Linked DNA regions of Homo sapiens: all the other regions are linked to region 3. A link is a contact called in ENCODE Hi-C or POLR2A ChIA-PET data. All regions are on one chromosome and are shown on one strand. Each heading gives the region's core, a stretch centred on a gene start or an enhancer-like site at or near the end of the contact. The rest is flanking DNA. Distances are from core to core; before and after follow the strand shown. Region 1 overlaps DRC4 (dynein regulatory complex subunit 4). Region 2 has its middle 24 kb from the start of DBNDD1. Region 3 holds the start of SPATA2L (spermatogenesis associated 2 like).

Region 1 (3,157 bases), core at 210-2,709, 340 kb after region 3:
GGCCATGTCTCTGCTGGGATGGGTGTAGGGGGGGACCTGGACGCTTCCCTGGTCAGCCCCTTCCCCTGGGCAGGGAGTCAGAAGGTGCTGTGCCCACCGGGGAAGGAAACAGACGTCATTCAACAGGGGAAGGGAGGGCGTGAAGAACCTGAGTGGGAAACACCCAGCCAGGGCCCAGAGCCCTCCCAGACCACAGCTCTGCCCTGAGTGTCCCTGCCCTCTGCCTCCGTCTCGTCATTTGTGGAATAGGAATAGTGACAGCCTCTCCCTGTCGTGCTACCTGAGCCAACGCAGTGAAGGTGCTTGGAGCTGTGTCCCACACGGGAAATGACTGATAAGCCTTTGGCTTTATCCTTCTGCACCGTGATGCTCACGCTGCCCCTCCATGGAGCTGCACTCAGCTCTGGTGGTCCTGAGCGTGGGGACCCTCAGCTCCCTGACACTGCCCTGTCTCCACAGGCCCATAACGACCTGCTGCGCACGTATGAGGCAAAGCTGCTGGCCTTCGGGATCCCTCTGGACAACGTGGGCTTCAAGCCCTTGGAAACAGCTGTGATCGGACAGACACTGGGCCAGGGCCCCGCGGGACTGGTGGGCACCCCGACGTAGCTGCCCCCCTGGGGGGCCACAGCCCAGAGAACCAGCCTAGGAACACTCGGGATGACACCCCTTATCACACCAAGGACAGCAAGTTTTTTAGATTTTATCATCAGCAAATGAAAGCTTTTCACATGTTCTTGCCATCCTCTTTCCTGGCTCTGTGGAGGAGAACCACCTGCAGGACCCTCACCCATGGTGTCCCTGTCGCTCCCTTCCCTGGGTGCCGCACGTCCAGCCTGTGTCCAGGCCTACTCCCTGGTCTCACCTCCGACCACAGTCGGCGGCACCTTCTCAGAGTGCCCCGCACTCACCTGGGGGTTGGGGCAGTGCCGCGCTGTGCTGCCTGTCTTCGCGCCACTGTTGTCCCACCGAATGGACAGCTTTGCAGGTGCTGGCACTAACTTCATTGACACCTGAGTCACAGCTGCCCAGTGGGATTCTCCAGGGGGCCGGGACTTCCCTAGGAAGTGGTGAGCCAATGCTCCCTGATGAGCACAAAGCCCGCTCTGTTGAGGGCTGGGTGGGTGCAGCCAGCGTGCGGGAACGGGCAGGCAGCCTCCCGCTGCCAGTCTTCGCTCTAACTCCCTCGGTAGGTGATGTAGGACCAGGGGCACGTGGAACTTCTGGGCCTTGCTGGTGATGGTTAAAACAACCTGAGATGGAGAGGCCAGGAGAGAGTATAAGGGGATAGCAGCAAACCACCTATCTGGCCCCAACACACCTGAGAGAATTCAGCAGCCCAGACTGAGGGTCTGGGATGGGGTGAACCTTCCGCACCAGAGGGACACTCCACAGAAGCCACAGCCCAGTAAGTCAGGCGCTTCTGCGGCGGCTCCAGTGTGGGGTGAGGCAGTGAGGTTAGGCCCAGAGAGCTGGAGTTGGCTCAGATGAAAACCTCTGTCAACAAAGAGGGGATGAATCACCCTTGGCCCAGCCTCCCCACAAAGCCTGACCCTGGGCAGGTGAGTGACGGGTGTGTCCTCGTAGAGTCTATTGCTGCCTGGACACCTTTCTTTTGGGAGCTCAAAGCAAGTGAGCTCACCTACCTGCCACCGCCCAGGACCAGTCTGCCCACTGCCTAAATGATGCCCGGCCAGCAGGACCTGGCCTGCAGATCCCAGTGAGTCATGAGCCTCAGCCCCCTCCAGCCCACTGGGGCTCTCACCTCCACATGTGGGTAGAAGCTTTCCTGCCCCCTCTTCCTCCAGTAGCCCTCAGTGTCGAAGGTGAGCTTGTAGGTGCCTGCCTTCATCTGGTCCAGGACAGTGACCATCTGGGTCTGTGTAGCTGGGGAGAGGATGAGGCTGCAGAGATGGGGACCAGAAGCCCCCCACCCCAGCTTTCCTGGGTCTGCATCCCAGTGGGCCTCAGACACTGCCCTGCCACCTGTCAGACTTGGGTGAGCAGACACAGTGAGGCTGTTAGGTCCTGCAGTTCCAGAGCAGTCTAGGGACACCACTGCCCTGTCTTTAGGAAATCACAACACAGAGAAGCAAAAAGGGAAAAAGTCTCCCACAATTTATCCCATGAGCAAGAACCACTTTATAGCTGGCATATATTTTTCCAGATTTTCTCTATGCATAAGTATATTTGTTTAAAAACTTATAAAGTGGATTATACTATTTGTATTGTTTTATAACCTGTGGTTTTCACTTAAAATATTGTGTATGGCTGGCTGGGCGTGGTGGCTCACACCTGTAATCCCAGCACTTTGGGAGGCTGAGACAGGCGGATCATGAGGTCAGGGTATCGAGACCATCCTGGTTAACACGGTGAAACCCCATCTCTACCACAAAAAAATTAGCTGGGCGTGGTCACGGGCACCTGTAGTCCCAACTCGGGAGGCTGAGGCGGGAGAATGGCATGAACCCAGGAGGCGGAGGCTGTAGTGAGCCGAGATCGTGCCACTGCACTCCAGCCTGGGCGACAGAGCGAGACTCCATCTCAAAAAAAAAAAAAAAAAAAAAAAAAAAGTGTGTGGCTTTCTGGGTCAATAACTACCAAACCTTCACCCACAGAGTGGGCCTGTCCAACTCCACGGAGCGTCTGTGTTGTGTGCCCTGGTCCCTTATCAGGGTTCTGAATAACCGTGGCTTTGCCCATAGTCACTTCTGGAAAACCTCCCATCATTCTTGCCAGCTGGTCTTTAAAGTGTGCGCTTCTGCTGTGATTAGAAAGAGCAGGCCCGAACAAGGTGGCTCACACCAGTAATCCCAGCACTTTGGGAGGCCAAGGTGGGTGGATCACGAGGTCAGGAGTTCAAGATCAGTCTGGCCAAGATGGTGAAACCCTGTCTCTACTAAAAATACAAAAATTAGCCGGGGGTGGTGGCAGGTGCTTGTAATCCCAGCTACTCGAGAGGCTGAGGCCAAGAATTGCTTGAACTGGGTAGGTGGAGGCTGCAGTGAGCCAAGATCGTGCCACTGCACTCCATCCTGGGCAACAGAGAGACTCCATCTCAAAAAAGAAAAAGAGCATAGCACGCTGGGTGTGGTGGCTCACGCCTGTAATCCCAGCACTTTGGGAGGTCGAGGTGGGTGGATCACCTGAGGTCGGG
Region 2 (3,017 bases), core at 326-2,825, 290 kb after region 3:
AGGAAGCATTAATCCTGTGTGGCCCTCGGCTGAGGGGTTTAGTAGCTGTGGAGGCAGATGTGTGTGTGGCCTGGCTGGTTTCTGCCATTGCTTCCAGCTGTGTCTGGAGGATGACAGCAGAGACCTCCACAGGGACCCCAGCTGTCCTTGCAGTTCTGTGGTATGGTTGTGGGTGACTGTTCTGAAGACCCAGAAAGCACAAGAGCCCATGCTTCTTTCTCTGTTTTTCATTAGGTCCCCCTTACATTAAAGGCAGGTCCTCCATCTTTAAGGTCCACCTGCGCCCACTGAAGCTGGACAAGAGCCTCAATAAGGACACCCTGGCGAGGAAGCTGGCAGTGCTCACCCCAGGCTTCCCTGGTGAGTGCTGCGGGCTGTGCTGTTCCCCGTGGTGGGAGCCATGTGTGCTCTGCTCCTTGTCATGGGGGGTGGTGACTGGCCGTTCTCATTCAGTTCTGGCAGTGCTCACCCTTGTCTGCAGGACTTTTCGCCTGTTGAGAGTGTTCAGAGGCCTCAGAGATCAGTTTCTTAGCCCCAAAACTAATTTGTACCCACTTGAATTTCTGTCTTAATTAAAGTCAGACTTAGTGAGTCTTACTGCAGAGCTGACAGTAATGTCCCAGGGGGAGAATCTGGCAACCTGATGCTTCCCGCAGCGTTTCTGCCTGGGGCTTGCCCTCCCTGCTGAGGAAGCTCGTTTGCTTTTCTCTCTTCTTTTCAATGAAATCCTGGTCTATGCTAGGAAACCTACTTCCCTGCCTAGGCGGGATCACCCTCAGGAATGAGTGGGGACTTTTCCAGGGAGATGCCTGTTCTTTTCACCCATGCTCCGCAGCTCTTTGCTGCGTCAGTACCTCATGGTTATGTGGCCATTGGCCACGGCTTCTGACCTATGCCCGCCGGCTCCTGCCACCCCTGGAACATTCTGCTGTGGCATCTTATCACCTCCAGCTGCCTTGGCGCCCCCAGTGGTACCCGTCCCCTGGCTCCCCACAGTGTCCTGCCTAGTGTCAGGTCACGTGTATTCACACAGGATTGTACGTTTGCCTGCTGCAGGATGGTGAGTGAGGTCTTGGCTGGCAGGTATCTGAAAGGTGTCATCTGTCTTAGACACAAAATGTGCTTCCTCCCTTTTGTTCTCTCCTCTGGCTGACTTCAGATGTCTGTTTACATACCAAAGTTAAAAAGCTGGAATGTTACCAAGACTGCTTTCTTCTGCCCATAGACGGGGATGACTCAGCACTACCCCTCAACAGAGATGACTTTGATGACTCTGCCCCTCAGCAGGGCTTACTAAGCACTACCCCTTAACAGGGATGACTCCGCACTGCCCCTCAACAGGGATGACTCAGCAGAGATGACTCAGCACTGTCCCTTAGCAGGGATGACACAGCAAGGATGACTCAGCACTGCCCCTCAGCAAGGATGACTCAGCACTGCCGCTCAACAGACATGACTCAGGGATGGCTTAGTACTGCCCCTCAGCAGGGATGACTCAGCACCGCCTCTCAACAGGGATGACTCAGCAGGGATGACTCAGCACCGCCCCTCAACAGGCATGACTCTGCAGAGATGACTCAGCACTGTCCCTTAGCAGGGATGACACAGCAAGGATGACTCAGCACTGCCCCTCAGCAAGGATGACTCAGCACTGCCGCTCAACAGGGATGACTCAGGGATGGCTTAGTACTGCCCCTCAACAGGGATGACTCAGCAGGGATGACTCAGCACCGCCCCTCAACAGGCATGACTCTGCAGAGATGACTTAGTACTGCCCCTCAGCAGGGATGACTCAGTACTGCCCCTCAGCAGGGATGACTCAGCACTGCCCCTCAACAGGGATGACTCAGCAGGGATGACTCAGCACTGTCCCTTAGCAGTGATGACACAGCAAGGATGACTCAGCACTGCCCCTCAGCAAGGATGACTCAGCACTGCCGCTCAACAGACATGACTCAGGGATGGCTTAGTACTGCCCCTCAGCAGGGATGACTCAGCACCGCCCCTCAACAGGGATGACTCAGCACTGCCCCTCAACAGGGATGACTCAGCAGGGATGACTCAGCAGTGTCCCTTAGCAGCGATGACACAGCAAGGATGACTCAGCACTGCCCCTCACCAAGGATGACTCAGCACTGCCGCTCAACAGACATGACTCAGGGATGGCTTAGTACTGCCCCTCAGCAGGGATGACTCAGCAGGGATGACTCAGCACCACCCCTCAACAGGGATGACTCAGCAGGGATGACTCAGCACTGCCCCTCAACAGGGATGACTGCAGGGATGACTCAGCACTGCCCCTCAGCAGGGATGACTCAGCACTGCCCCTCAGCAGGGATGACTCAGCAGGGATGACTCAGCACCGCCCCTCAACAGGCATGACTCTGCAGAGATGACTCAGCACTGCCCCTCAGCAGGGATGGCTCAGCAGGGATGACTCAGCATTGCCCCTCAACAGGGATGACTCAGCAGACTCAGCAGGGATGACTCAGCACTGCCCCTCAACAGACATGACTCAGCAGGGATGACTCAGCACCGCCCCTCAGCAAGGATGACTCAGCAGGGATGATTCAGCAGAGATAACTCGGGGATGACTCTGATTGTCCTTCAGCAGGGATGAGTCTGTTTTGCTCCGATGGAAGCATCTGTAGTGTCCATCAGCAGGTGAATGGCCAAAGTGGTATATACTGTAGTCACATTCAGCTATAAAAAGGAATAAAGTATCGATGCATGCCACAACATGGGTGAACCTAGAAAATACTGATCTAAATGCAAGAAGCCAGGCACAAAAGGCCACATAGTATATGTTCCCATTTATGTGAAATGTGCAGAATAATAATAAAAATGTATAGAATAGCAAATCTGTAGGGACAGACATGAGGTGAGTGGTTGCCAGAAGTGGAAATGGGAGTTAACTATAAATTGCACAGGGTACCTTACAGAGATGATGGAAATGTCCTAAAACTAGATTATGGCAATAGTTGCACTACGTGATCAGTTTATTAAAAATCGTTGAT
Region 3 (2,873 bases), core at 370-2,869:
GCTGACAGAGATTAGCTAATTTGGCCAAGTCCTCGCGGCCAGGAAGCAGCAGAACTAAGTCCAAACCAGGGCTGTCCGGCACTGAAGCCGGTTATTCCCCCGCCCCGCCCCCTGGGAGGCCTCAAGGGCGGGCCTGTCCGTCCTCTCTCATGAATGAAAGTCCTGGCGCCTCCGACCAGCAGGTGTCCCCGGGGAGCCGCGGAGAGACTGCCGCTGCCATGGCAACCGGCGGAGGCGTAGCTCGCCCACGTGCCCAGTGACGTCATCGGCTTCCTACTCTTCCGAATTAGCTCAGAGCTCCCGGCGGCCCTGCCCCCTCCTGCCGCCAGGAGCTCACCTGGAGAGGCCAGGCCAGCCCTGGGCACAGCCTCCCGCCCCAGGCCGTGGAGTTCACTAGGTCTGAGCCCAGCCCTGAGACTTCACAGGGATGCACCCATCTGCAGTCCTCCCAGCCTCGGCGGCCTCCTCTGCAAATGGGATTGGCCCATAACCTGGAGGAATTAGGATGACCATGGGAACTCAAGTCCCTTCTGTGCCCCCGTCCTAAGATTTCCATGGCAACTGGGGCCGCGAGGCCTCTTAGGGAAGACACTGACGCAAGCTCTCAGGGCAGGACCCCGTAGGCAGCACCCAAGCCTGCCCTCGCCCACCCCATGTTCTCAGCCCTAGGAGTGGGTGCCCCCACACGCCCACGACCCCTCAGCGCTCGGAGCCTTGAGGAGCCCACCAGGCACTGAGGACACTTGAAGCCCCTCTCTCTCGAAAGGCGTGGTCCCCCATGGTCGGCGGCCCCGCGACCCGCAGGCCAGGACGAGGGGCGCGCTCCTCCTGGCCTGGCGCCTACCTTGATGGTGGTGAACTCCTTCCTCCAGGGCAGCAGGTACAGGTGCACCGCGGCGAGCTCCAGAAGCTCGAAGGCGCGAGCCAGGCCGCGTAGCGCGGGCGCCAGGTCGGCGCGGCCCCACAGCCCGTCGGTGAGCAGAGCCAGCGCGTCGTCCTGCAGCGCCCCGTGCAGGTCGAAGTCCTCCACCAGGATCTGCCAGAGCACCGCGCGCAGCGAGGGGTCCCCGCACACGCCCGCGCGGCCCCGTCGCAGCTCGCGCTCCAGGCACTGGCGGTAGTCCTCGGACAGCGAGCTGCTGCCCATCCTGCGGCGGACGGGGGTCGGGGGGGTCAGGGACCTAAGGCCGCGCCCAGCCCGCCGCGCTCTCCCCGAACCCTCACCCAGCGTCCCCAGGACCCCTCGAGCCTGGAGACCCCGCCCCCAGCGGCTGGGCGCCCCCGGTATCTTCGGCACCCCCTACGCTGGAGACCTCGGCCCCATCAGCTGCCCGCCCACCCAGCGATCCAGGCCCCTCCAGTTGAGCGCCCCCGCACCTCCAGCCCCTCCCTCCAGCCTGGGTACCTCGGCCTTCCAGGGGCGCCCCCGGTTATCGACCGCACCCTTCTCTAGAGACGCGCTTCCGCCCGCTGAGCCCTCTCCCGACCAGAGCCCCTTCGCCCGGCAGATGGAGCTGCGGATCCCGCGGGTGACGGCGCTACCTGTCTGTCCCCAGCGGTCTCCGGCCGCCGCGGATCAGTTCGGGCCTCCCCGCGCGCCGCGCGCTTCCGCCGGGAGTCGGCTCCGCCCGGGGTCCGCGGCCGTGACGCTGGGGGCGGGGCGGGGCTTGGCGCAGGCCCCGCCTCCGAATAATTTAGGAGGGGCGGGGCCTGGTGAAAGGGGAGGAGGAGGTGTCAGCCCGGCCGAGCCCCTGCGCGAGGCACCCCGAGAGCCTCCTGTCACCGCGTCGCCCGTCTCCTCGCGGGACCGGTATCGTTCACGACGCCGCTGGGCCGAGGGCTGCGGGCTCATGGCAGGCGCTCAGGGAACGTTGTGCCTGGGCCGCTCCTCCCCACGAGACAGGGACCCAGCCCCAGGCGACCCGGCCGCGGGGAAGCAGGTGCGCGGGCTCGTCCCCTGGGGGGTGGGGCCACCGGCATTACCTGGCGGGGATTGGCTGGATCCTGGGAAGAGCCTTTCCTGCGGGGCGGGGCCACCTGCATTACCTGGCGGGGATTGGCCGGATCCGGGGGCGGGCCTCCCCTGTGGGGCGGGGCCATCCCCTTGAGGGAGGGGCCCGCGGCACGGAAGGTGGGCGGAAGGACAAGCCTTTCAGCCTCGTCTGAAACAGCAGCCTCAGGTGGATGCGGGGACCTCAGATTCTGTTTATGCTGGCTCCGCTTCCCGGCCTCCTGCACTTGCCATCTGCAGCCCTTGAGAGCATCGTCTGGGCGGGTCTCTGAGGCAGGGCGAAGCCGCCCCCCTCTCTAGGCTAAAAGCTGACCTGGGCTGCGGATCCACCCAGGCTAAATCTGGGCCACGACTTCCCGGGGACGTTTTCTTCGCTCGGGTTCCTCTGTTCTGTGCTACAGCCACTTTCTCGCATTGCCCAGAAGTAGAGGAGGATGAGGGAGACCCTTGGAGGTCCCAGCCGAAACCCACCCCTACCCCACACCCCCGCTTTGGGCAGGCTTTGCTACTTCACGTCTGTGTCCCTCATCTCTCCAGGCCACCAAAACCAAGGCCCAAGTTTGTTGAAACTTTCCCTGGGCCTGGGCGGCGAGGTCCCCCCTTTTTCTTAGATTTTTTACCTGGAAGTTCCCTGCTGGCATCTTAGAAATAGTGATCATGACCGGGTGCGGTGGCTCACGCCTGTAATCCCAGCACTTTGAGAGGCCGAGGCGGGCGGATCACCTGAAGTCAGGAGTTCAAGACCAGCCTGGCCAACATGGTGAAACCCCGTCTCTATTAAAAATACGAAAGTTAGCCGGGCGTGGTGGCACATGTCTGTAAGCCCAGCTACTTGGGAGGCTGAGGCAGGAGAATTACTTGA

Evidence for each region. Hi-C counts contacts between places; a loop is a spot of excess contacts on that map. ChIA-PET counts read pairs that join two places held with the same protein, here RNA polymerase II (POLR2A). Pooled maps may share reads with other maps.
Region 1: POLR2A ChIA-PET joins it to region 3 with 20 read pairs in PC-9. The contact joins the enhancer-like site here to the promoter of SPATA2L in region 3. POLR2A ChIA-PET finds 5 or more read pairs at or near these places in 3 of 52 experiments (CD8-positive, alpha-beta memory T cell, K562 and PC-9).
Region 2: a loop to region 3 is called in a pooled map, with 21 times the contacts of the local background. The contact joins the enhancer-like site here to the promoter of SPATA2L in region 3. A Hi-C loop is called at or near these places in 4 of 50 pooled maps. POLR2A ChIA-PET finds 5 or more read pairs at or near these places in 2 of 52 experiments (MCF 10A and WTC11).

What each region holds. Positions count from the first base shown.
Region 1 is chr16:90,042,737-90,045,893 of GRCh38, forward strand. DRC4 (dynein regulatory complex subunit 4) reads left to right here. Exons shown (of 11, transcript NM_001481.3): 11 at 460-2,224. The coding sequence ends at 609. It also overlaps the pseudogene URAHP. Among named protein-coding and RNA genes, the nearest start is that of GAS8-AS1, 14 kb to the left of the region's middle. Within about 2 kb of position 1,460, at least 2 of the 41 ENCODE cell types and tissues checked have a DNase peak (open chromatin) inside an H3K27ac peak, as active enhancers do.
Region 2 is chr16:89,993,534-89,996,550 of GRCh38, forward strand. It overlaps the pseudogene AFG3L1P. Among named protein-coding and RNA genes, the nearest start is that of DBNDD1, 24 kb to the right of the region's middle. RefSeq lists enhancers at 1-940, 941-1,921, 1,148-1,442, 1,546-1,625, 1,740-2,939 and 1 more. Within about 2 kb of position 1,576, at least 21 of the 41 ENCODE cell types and tissues checked have a DNase peak (open chromatin) inside an H3K27ac peak, as active enhancers do.
Region 3 is chr16:89,700,086-89,702,958 of GRCh38, forward strand. SPATA2L (spermatogenesis associated 2 like) reads right to left here and starts at 1,620. Exons shown (of 3, transcript NM_152339.4): 1 at 1,543-1,620; 2 at 845-1,148. The coding sequence starts at 1,147. RefSeq lists an enhancer at 1-223 and silencers at 1,226-1,325, 1,496-2,215.